Linked DNA regions of Homo sapiens: region 2 is linked to region 1. Evidence: chromatin contacts called from ENCODE Hi-C data. All regions are on one chromosome and are shown on one strand. Each heading gives the region's core, a stretch centred on a gene start or an enhancer-like site at or near the end of the contact. The rest is flanking DNA. Distances are from core to core; before and after follow the strand shown. Region 1 has its middle 85 kb from the start of MIR466. Region 2 overlaps CMTM7 (CKLF like MARVEL transmembrane domain containing 7).

The links. A loop is a pair of places that touch in the nucleus more often than their neighbours do. Pooled maps may share reads with other maps.
Region 2: a map with no recorded cell type shows a loop between it and region 1 (5-fold over the local background). The contact joins two enhancer-like sites. A Hi-C loop is called at or near these places in 6 of 37 single-sample maps with no recorded cell type and 2 of 50 pooled maps.

The regions. Positions count from the first base shown.
Region 1 is chr3:31,244,339-31,250,080 of GRCh38, reverse strand. No RefSeq gene overlaps it. Among named protein-coding and RNA genes, the nearest start is that of MIR466, 85 kb to the right of the region's middle. RefSeq lists an enhancer at 4,471-4,540. Within about 2 kb of position 2,045, at least 2 of the 41 ENCODE cell types and tissues checked have a DNase peak (open chromatin) inside an H3K27ac peak, as active enhancers do.
Region 2 is chr3:32,433,819-32,439,022 of GRCh38, reverse strand. The region is part of intron 1 of CMTM7 (CKLF like MARVEL transmembrane domain containing 7); the gene reads right to left. Among named protein-coding and RNA genes, the nearest start is that of CMTM7, 45 kb to the right of the region's middle. RefSeq lists an enhancer at 1,727-2,408. Within about 2 kb of position 2,527, at least 5 of the 41 ENCODE cell types and tissues checked have a DNase peak (open chromatin) inside an H3K27ac peak, as active enhancers do.

The DNA.
Region 1 (5,742 bases), core at 796-3,295:
CTACCTGCTTTATCCACCCATCCAACTTCTCTGTTTTTGACTCCTACAATTTAATTATTACTTTCAAACTCCAAAGATTGAAGTGGGAGATGAGGAGTGGTATTCAGACTTGTACTGTGTTTTGTTGCATTGCATTATACTGTACTATACTGTACTGTCCTGTTTTTTATTATATTTCTTTCTGCTGCTTATTGGTTTCAGTCTTTATGTATCTGTCCTTCAGTCTAGCAATTGTTTATCTATTTCAGTATTGACTGAACACTTTCAATACTGACTACTATATTCCTGGCCATGTGCTAAGCTTATGACATGCACTATCCCAGTATACACATAAAGAAACTGAAACTCAGAGAGATTAAGTGACTTGGCCAAGGTCATGCAATCCAGGGAAAGGCAAGTCTGGTTGACTCCATAACCCATGTTCTTAACTCCTACACATATTACCTTTCAAGATTGGTGATATGTATAGTGTCTAGGGGTGAGTGGAGGGTAGGGTGGGCTGGAAGAGAAAGGAAACATCCTGTCTTCTTATGTTTTAAAAGTCAAATCCTATTTAAAACAGGTGCCCATTTTTAGGATCATAATTTTTAGCCCTAACTTGTTCATGGCACAAGTGAGGGAGAGTATATGTTTAAAAAGTCAGGGCTGAAAAATTAAGCCTAAGCTTGCAAGCTTGTGAACACACATATAGTTCCATGAGCTCATGTGATTTCTTCAATCTGTTTAGTATACTCTAGAATCATGATTTTATTAATATATTAGTTTCCTGGGTTTGCTGCAACAAATTAACCACGAACTTGGTGGCGGAAGACAACAGAAGGTTGTTTGCTTACAGTTTTAGAGGCCAGAGTCAAATTGTCAGATGGGGTTGTGCTCTTTCCAAGGGCTCTAGGAATCTTTCCTGGCCTCTTCCAGCTTCCGGTGATTCCTGGAGGTCCTTGGCTTATAGCAGCATCACTCCAATCTCTGCTTCTGTCTTCACATGGCCTTCTTCTCAGTGTGTTTCTGTGTTAATTTCTCCCTCTCTTATCCTATAAGGACAGGCCATTGGATTTAGAGTCCACCCTAGTCAAGGATGATCTCATCTTCAGATGCTTACCCAAATCACATATGTGAAGACCTTTGTTCCAAATAAGGGACACGTTCTGAGGCTCTGGACGGACATACCTTTTGGAGGCCACCATTCAACTCACTAGAATAGGTTTACAGTGCTAGGCAATGCACAGTGCCTCTGTCTCTATAATTGTGTGATGCTCTACCTGCCGCTAGCTCTTTCACACATGATGTATAAGGATGAATGAGAGGCCCTGGGAGGCTGTGAGTGTCTGGAAGCCAACACAGTCAGATGGCGTTAAGCTGCCTTGATTCCTTCAGCAGTAGCCGTCTGTCAGTAAATAAAAGTCCAGACGCTTTGCAGAGCTAATGTGTCTTGAAGTACTCACACTCTTTGAGAGAAACTTGAGAAATGGGAAAATTGGGCTCAATATGTGTGAAAGAACTGTATCCTCTTCAGGGGAAAGCCAGTCTATACGTTTCAGAGAGCATTATTATTATACAGAGACACAAACACACAGAAACTAAGTGAAAAATCATATCTGCTAATATGCTCATTCTGGGGACTTGCCCCATTTCCCAGGCAGTTTCACGAAAAACTTTCCCTCTGAACTACCTGAAAAGAATCAATACCCACTGGATGAGTCATCACAGCCCAGGCTTCTTCCACAAACACAGCTGGGGAGGGCTGCTTAATGCAGTGTCCATTAAGGTTAACGGGCACTTCCAATAGGGTTTTTTCACGTTTCCCTTGACCAAGTTCAACTCACACTTCATCCAGACAGGTGAGTACTAAAGACTCATGTTTCATGAGTCCAGCTGCCCTGGTCATTTTGATCAATTCAATTTTTGGTTTCCTGGGAAATGGCATGGATGCCTGACTGTTCAGTGTTTGTCTTCGGGCAATTCAACACATTCAGTTTAGTTCTGCAAATGTGTCATTGGAGACTGTTCAGTGTTGGGATGCTGTGTTTGCCAGGTGATTCTACCTCCTGGGACCACATCCAGTGGGAGCTGGCAAAGTAAACAACCAAAGGTACAAGGGGAAGTGCTTTCCTCCAAGACTGTGCAGAGCTCCATGGCAACCTGCATGGGCAACAATTAATTCTTTAACTTTTTTTTTCTTATTGCAAAAAATAATCAACATTTCTGGTAGAACATACAGATAGGAAAAAAGAGAAAAACCGGAACTACTTATAATCCCATAACACAGAAATAACACTTCTTCACATTTGGTCTGTATCTGCATCTGTATGCATCTTTGTATCTTGGCCTACATTTGTGCCTGTCCCTTTGTCTGTGTGTGTGTCTTTATCTGTAACTAGATCTATATTATGCTTATATTTATCACTATATTTAAATAACATTTAAACATTTCCCATATATGTACCTACACATTTTATTTTATAATCTACTTGTTTACTTAACAGATCATTGCAAACATATTTCCATGTTACATGCATTCTTCTTCAAAATTTTTAGTAGCTGTGTATTATTCTATTGTATGGACAGAAGTTAGTTATTTAACCAATCCTGTACTACTCTGAATTTAATAATTTTATAGATAAATTTGTACATAAACCCTAATTTTGTCCTTAGGAAAACCCCTAAAATTGAAGCCTCAGTGTCAAAGTTAGGTATGTGTATGGAGCTTTTGCCTCAAAGGAGCAAGAAAATTTGCCTGGGAGGGGTTGGGAAGGAGGGAACAGGAAAGCATGACTTTTGAGTTGGGGCTTCAAGAAGGAGCAGAGTGTGGTGGAGGGGAGAGGTGACAGTCTTGGAAGAAGAGAAAAGGGGCAGGCAGGGGACTGCGGGGTGTGTCCAGGGTGCAATCTCTGAGCTCCTGAGTTCTGGGGGTGCTGTTGGGGAGGGCCTGGAGGTGTGGCCTGAGGGTAGCGGAGGAGGAAGGGAAGGGGACACACACACTGCAGATGTATCCAAATCTTTAGGGTTTTATGTTTCAAAGTGCACATTCCTACTGCTTTCCTTCCAGGTTTGAGATTTTCGTCTCTGCCCTCTCCCTTTGAGAATCCCTGTATAATAAGAGGCATGACTGATAGGCAATGTTGCCCATAGGAATAGTGTGGAGGCAGGAAAAGAAGAATCATTGTTAGGAACAGGAGGGAGCCACTGAATGTTTGTGGGCAGAGAAGTGACAGATTCCATGGAATTCACTTAGATATGCTCTGGGCTTCTCAAACCATCCGTGGTGAAGGACCAGCTGTTTTCTGCCTTTTCTCATATATTACAGACTGATATTTTTAGAAACTATAATAAAAAATGAGTTACTAGAAAAATGTAATAAAAAGGTACAAAATGCAAGCACCAATTATTAATTATTAGTTTCAACAGACACAAAATAGCTTGTCAAATTGCTACAAAAGCTTCACATGCTTGTCTTAATCTCTGTTCTCTCCTCATTGCACACCTGTAATCAACAGTTTGCCAATGTCCCCACTCTACAAATGATAGCATGAGTGCAGCCTCTGCTCTGCAAAGATCTGATCTGAGGGAGAGAGGCTGATTAGGAGGCTGTATGCTGTATTTTAGAAGACAGAGAGCAGATCAGGGCCTGGTCTAAGGCAAGAGCAGGGGTAAGAAAAGGAGGGAAGACAAATGAATGAGTAAGACTTTTGGTCTTATTTCAGCCATTTTGTTTTATGCTTAAAAAATGCTTTTGATTAGTTTCTTTGTTTTCTGTCTGATGCTACAATTTTTTAGGGGTGGCTTTTATTTTCTGTAATCATTTGGAAGGTACACATTCTGTTTATTAGCACTACAAGTAGTTTTCATTAAGTTTTTCAAAAACGTATGGCACCTTTATTTCTCCAAACTTGATAGAGGAAAAAAAAAAAAGAAAAAGAACCATTGTCTTTTGACCTCCCATTCTCTAAAATGAGAAATGCTCTACATTTCAACTTTCTCCTACTCTCCATTTTTCATTCTTTACTCTTGTTAATATAATTTGGGGGTTATACCTAAATTCTTATTATTAAACTATTATTATATGGCTTATATGTCTCATTTCATGATCGCTTTTGATATATTATAACCATATTTATAATATTCATTTAGATATAGCTCTGTGTTTAACTGGGTTCTGTGTTTACTGTTGGTGCTTTTATACCAAAGCTTTTTTTTTTTTAAAAAAAAAATCAAGTTCATTTATTTTGAATCACCTCTTGCTATGATGAATGAAAGCATTAAGTAAAATTGCCAGGGTAACCAACTGGGAGTGTGTGTGTGACATGAGAAGAAAAGCAGCCTGACCTCTTGGAGCCGGCTGGCATCACAGCTAGACTTTAGTGCTCTCCTGTTGAAAATAACTTCACAGAGCATCAGTGTCAGACCAGGCTACTCTGTGATGATGGTGGAGCATGACAAAGACAAGACCACTTCATGACCATGTCTGAACACAACAAAACATGTACATTGTACAAGCCACAGAAGTGACCAACCATCCCCCTCTCATGGCTAATACAAGGGATTGCTGCTTCTTTACCAAGTACAGCGTTAATCTTTTCTGGTCTTCCCACATTCTAGATAGATAAGATTTATTAAGATACCCATTCATAAGATACCCCTGCTTCTGGACATCAGCCAATCCAAACCAAAGCCCTACACACTAAAATCACTTAACACAAAACACAAATCCTACAAATGCTTTGTAATGCCCTCTCACTAACAAGACTCAAGGTTTCCCACGGTGTGAATTCTCCCTCACTGAAATGAGTAATAAACCCAACATTTTTAGATGTGTTCCTGGTGGTCTATAGCTGGAGGGCATTCACAAGGAGAATTATTGCTTTGATGGTCCTCCTTATTAGCCTCCTCATATCTACCTCCTCTACCCAGTAACTTTGTATCCCTGCTACCACTCTGAGACCAAGCTAAGATGATGGAGGACGAGAGAAATAGAGATCAGTCAGGTGAATCTAATTGTCTGGACAAGGCCACAGTCATGTGAAGTATCCCCGCTCAGATCTGCAGAAATCCCCAGACAACTCATAATCTTGTGAACAAAAATAAATGTTTATTGTTTTATCTCACGGAGATTTTGTGGTTGCTTGCTTTGCAGCATTATTGTGGCAATAGATAATGGGTACAGTTTACTGTCTAAGAGTATATTTCTTTTGACAACCTACTTTGGGGAGAATTATTGGATCATACACTTTTCTTCGAAACTTTATAAATTTGCTCCATTGTATTCCAGTGTTGGGGCTTGATTTTAGCTTCTGCTTAAACTGTTGTGATTTTCTCTTGGTATCACCAATTATGTATAAGTTAGGTCTCTTATCCTCATTCTATTTACCAATTTCTTATTTATCTTTTTATCTTTAATTGCATTTTTAATTTTCTTGAACTCTTTCCCTTTTTCGATTGGCTCCATTTTTTGTCTAAGGCCAAAATTAAATCTCTTTTCCCATCACATCTTCATTCAACTCTTGTTTCATAGGTTTTCGATCTAAGTTATATTAAAGGTATAATATTTTTCTTTTACCTGTAATTACTCTTTAAAAAATATGCTATTTATTTATTTGTGTTGTCAGGGAAATACTTTCCTTCTCCAATAATGCAAAATTGTAGAATTATTTTTATTGTGTGTGTCTGTGTGTATAGCTACATAGATAAGTAGATATATAGATATACATATATACTCCTGGAGTTTTCAAAAAAATAAGCACATGT
Region 2 (5,204 bases), core at 1,278-3,777, 1.2 Mb before region 1:
CTCCTCAAGAACTCAAGTATCATTATTCAAGGCATGACTGAAAATGCAGATAATGTGGGATTATGCAGCGTGATTCCTAGGTAGAGAGGCAATTTTGCATCTAGTTTAATGCAGAGATTAAAATAATTTTCCAACTCGTCGTTGAAGACAAAGTTAGCTCTTTTTCATGGTGACACAGGGATGTGGAAGTTTCCCAGCCAACAAAAGGGGCCTGTGCAGGTCAGGTCTTCCTGCTCTGAGCCTCCAGGGCTGAGTACTGTGTAGTAGGAAGTACATTCCTGCTCTATCAGAAACATCTCGAACCTTTCTGGGAAACTTGCTCATGAAATAACACTTTCTGAATTCGGTTCACTGGGCCTATGGCCATCTACCATATGACTTTCTTTAGGAAAGCCCAATTTTAGAAAATCTAATTTAGCCAGAGTATGGTGTGTGCTTATGCGTGCTCCTAAAAGCTTCCTTTTTGCCCAGGGATTCATTCATTCCAACTTTAAATAGCCAGCATCTTAGCCAGCATATTAAGTTAAAAAAAAAAAAAAGATTTGACTGACATCAAACTTTTCAGAAATTCTTCTAAAGCCAGTAGGTAACTTCTGCAAATGCTGGGGCCCCCTGAATTATTTAGAAGCTTAATTCCTGGGTGACAAAATAATCTGTACAACAACCCCCTCCCATGACACAAGTTTACCATATAAGAAACCTACACAAGTACCCCTGAACTTAATATACAAGTTAAAAAAGAAAGCAAAGGTGAAGTGGAAGAAAGAACAAGACAATAGTGGGGAAAAGGCGCTGGGGTGTTTATCCCTGCCCTCCTCCCGCCAGCTCCAACCCTCTCAGGTGTCTTCGTGTTCCCAGTTAGAAAAGCAAATGCACAAACACGCCTGAATTCAGAGAGGACTGGAGGTAGGGGTTCTGACTTCAGGACGGAGTGAAGCAGCTGGGAGGCTCCTGGAAGACAGATGTTTCTGTGTAGAGTAACTTCAAAGTGATGCTGTCCAAAGGGTTCACTTGCCTCTTAAGGTGCCTTCTAGCTCCTCTCGTAACGGTTTGTTCTTTTATATTGAACTGTCATAAAAATAAAATATCTAACATAAATGTCCAGGGGTTTATTTTATTTATTTTATTTTTTTGAGATGGAGTCTCACTCTGTCGCTAGGCAGGAGTGCAGTGGCAACATCTCAGCTCACTGCAACCTCCACCTCCCTGGTTCAAGGGATTCTCCTACCTCAGCCTCACAAGTAGCTGGGATTACATGTATGCGCCACCATGCCCAGCTAATTTTTGTATTTTTAGTAGAGACAGGGTTTCACCATGTTGGCCAGGAGAGTCTCGATCTCCTGACCTTGCGATCTGCATGCCTTGGCCTCCCAAAGTGTCGAGAGTACAGGCGTGAGCCACCGCGCCCGGCCTATTTTTTTCTTTTGAGACAGAGTCTCACTCTGTCACCCAGGCTGGAGTGCAGTGGCGCTATCCCCACTCACTGCAACCTCTGCCTTCTGGGTTCAAGCGATTCTCCTGCCTCAGCTTCCTGAGTAGCTGGGACTACAGGTGTGCACCACCACGGCCGGCTAATTTTTATATTTTTAGTAGAGACAGGGTTTCACCATATTGGTCAGGCTGGTCTCGAACTCCTGACCTCAAGTGATCCACCCGTCTCAGCCTCCCAAAGTGCTGGGATTACAGGTGTGAGCCACGGTGCCCAGCCATGTCCAGGGGTTTAAAAGTAACACTGCAAGAGCCCTCAACTCAAAGCAAGGGTCCCACAGACCAGCCATGATACCACAGAATCACTGGAATTAGAATTCCAGATAAGAAACATCACTCCCTGGAACCTGTGTCCTTTCTGACTCCATTCTGTCAGAATTCTTACTAGAAAGAAGACATGATTTTTTGGAAGGAGCAGAGGGTTTAAATTTCACAAGAGATGAAGGAAGCTGACATGATCTGAGAAAAGTGATGGTCCCCTGAGGACTCTGGAACCAAACTAGTCTGGTTGCAGCTTGAGTGTACACCCGCAACCAGCCAGGTGCCAGAAAGTTTGCCCAGGTTCTCAGCCTGGCTGAGCATCCTTCCAGAAAGAAATGAGATTTTGAGGTCTACGATGAAAAATCTCTACAGAAAACTCAAGAGGCAGTTTTCAAGAGACGTCGGCTTCTGATTGGGCTGGGGAGGTGTCTGGTGGTCTCAGGACCCTGTCTCCTGCCACCCATGCTTGGGAACATTTCCTCAGCAGACCTGAGCCCTCGTGCCTCTGCCAAGTCTGGTCCACTGAGTGTGCCTGTGTCTGGCTAAAGATGGCACCAGACACCTTTCCTTTTGGAAGCCCTGGACTGGATGCTGGTAGGTCACCCAACCCCACTGTCCCTGCATCTGACCTTGGAATGATACTTCAGTGAGAGAAAGCAGGAGCAGGAGAAGTAACTGATGAAAGCTAACATCAAAAGCCTCAGACCCAACTCTAAGAGGCTTTCCAGGAAATCCCCAGGAGATGAAAGCCAGGCTTGTTCAGAAAGTCAGAGATGCAGATGAGGATGCAGTGCCTGGAACCTGCATTTGTAAATGTTAGTGGGCCCATAAATGACTGCTTGGCAGTGGCAGACAGGAAGAGGAATGTGGTATGCTCCCAACTTTGGCTGAATTTTGCACTGAGTGTAAGGAGATTCACCCGTGCCTCCCTGTTAAAGTCACCATCATCTAATAGCCTTTGTGCAATCTCATTGACACCCACTGGCTGAGAAACCTGCCCCATGGCTTCCTCTAGGTCCTGTCTCACTCACCAACATCAGAATCTTGCTCCAGAGTCCTGCCCATGCTCCTATTCCCCCCAGCACATAGTTTTGTTTTGTATCTATAAATGAAAATGCCATAGAAACCCAAGGGAGGGAGAATAATCTAGGAAATATGTCCGGGGTCCTGAGCTCCAGGCCTTGGGCAGCTCAATGATGCACCACTGGTTTCTGAATGTAACTGCACAGCAGAGTCACCTGTTTGCAGCATACCGAAAACCAGATTCTATGTTTGTCCATGCTGGGGGTAATTCTGGAAGGACACATAGGAAGCTGGTAACAGCACTTGCCTCTGGGGAGGGGAAGTGATATTTAGTAGTTTTAAAATCCACTTGTTTTGTTTTCTTATATTGTAAGAATCACATATTAAGTTTCAAAAAAGCAGTTTTAAAATGATACATCTTAGAGATCTTTAATGTCATACAAATATAATTTTACCTTTTTCTTTTCATTGGCTATATAGTATTCCCCAGTATGGCAGTGGCTTTATTTAACCCAGGGTTTCTCAACCTTGGCATTACTGACATTCGGGGCTGGATAATTCTTTGTTGTAGGTGGCTGTCCTATAGGTGGTCTTATCACAGCATCCTGGCCTTTACCTACGAGATGCCAGCCTTTACCCACTGCCCACTTACAACAACCAAAAATGTCTCTAGACATTGCTGTAGGTCCCCTGGGGGGCAAAATTGCCTCTGGTGGAGAATGACCTACTTAATCTTTTATTGGTGGGCATTCAGCACATCTCCAGTTTTTCATTAATACAAACAGCGCTGCAAAGAATTAGATGTACTTCTTTGTATCTGTATGAATATTTCTTTCTTTTTTCTTTTGAGATGGAGTCTCTCCCAGTCGCCCAGGCTGGAGTGCAGTGGCACAAGCTCCGCTCACTGCAAGCTCTGCCTGCCGGGTTCACACCATTCTCCTGCCTCAGCCTCCCGTGTAGCTGGGACTACAAGCATGCACCACCACGCCCGGCTAATTTTTTTGTATTTGTAGTAGAGATGGGGTTTCACCGTGTTGGCCAGGATGGTCTCGATCTCCTGACCTCGTGATCCACCCGCCTCGGCCTCCCAAAGTGTTGAGATTACAGGCGTGAGCCACCGTGCCTGGTCTCTGTATGAATATTTCTGATAGACTCCTAGAAGTGAAATTACTGAGTGAAAGCATATGCACGTTTAAGATTTTGTTGTTTATTACCAAAATGTTATCCAAAAGAGATACCTGTCTCCCTCCACAGGGAATCTTGCCAACACAGATTAACAGTATTTAAAAAGAATGGAAATAGTATCGTACTATTTAAATTTTCATTTCCTTAATTACTAGTGGATTGGATATCTTTTCATATGTTTATTGGCTACTGCCTTTTCACGTTCTTGGCCTAATTTTCTATTGCTTCCATTTTTATTATGGATTCAAAGAACTCTTTATATTCTAAATACTAACTTACTTAGTCTCTTATAGACATTGCAAATATATTCTCTCCATCTCTCATTTGCCTTTATTTTTAGTCTTTTGTTTGACTAAAGTTAAAAGTTTTTATACAGTCAAATCTATGCATCATTTTTTATAGTTTCTGGGTTTTGTGTCTTGTTTTCTATCTCAAAATTACTTAAAAAAAAAAAAAAAAGAAAAGAAAAGAGGCAATAGGTGTAATCTCAGTGCTTTGGGAGGCCAAGACAGGCAGGAGGATTACTTGAAGCCAAGGGTTCGAGACCAGCCTGGGCAACATAGTGAGACCCGCATCTCTACAAAAAAAAAAAATTTTTAAAATTGGCCAGGCATGGTGGTATGCACCTGTAGTCCCAGCTACTCAGGAGGCCGAGGCTGGAGGATCACCTGAGCCTAGGAGTTAGAGGTTGCAGTAAGCTGTGATTGGGCCACTGCACTCCAGCCTGGGTGACGAAGTGAGAACCTAATTCATAAATAAGTAAAATAGTCCCCTACATTAAAAATAAATATTTGCTTCCTTTAAAAATATACATACAATTTTTAGTTCTTTAGTCATCTGGGATTTATTTTTGTATTATTATTGTTATTATTTTTTGAGACGGAGCTTCACTCTTGTTGCCCAGGCTGGAGTTTAATGGCATGATCTCGGCTCACTGCAACCTCTGCCTCCCAGGTTCAAGTAATTCTCCCACCTCAGCCTCCCACGTAGCTCGGATTACAGGCACCCACCACCAGGCCCAGCTATTTTTTTTGTATTTTAGTAGAGATAGGATTTCACCACGTTGGCCAGGCTGATCTCAAACTCCTGACCTCAGGTGATTCACCCGCCTCGGCCTCCCAAAATGCTGGAATTATAGGTGTGAGCCACTGCGCCCAGCCTGGGATTTATTTTTGTAGATGGCATGAACTAGGGCAAATAGTAGGGTTCTGATTGTATCCAATCAGTCAATCGATTGTATTAACCTA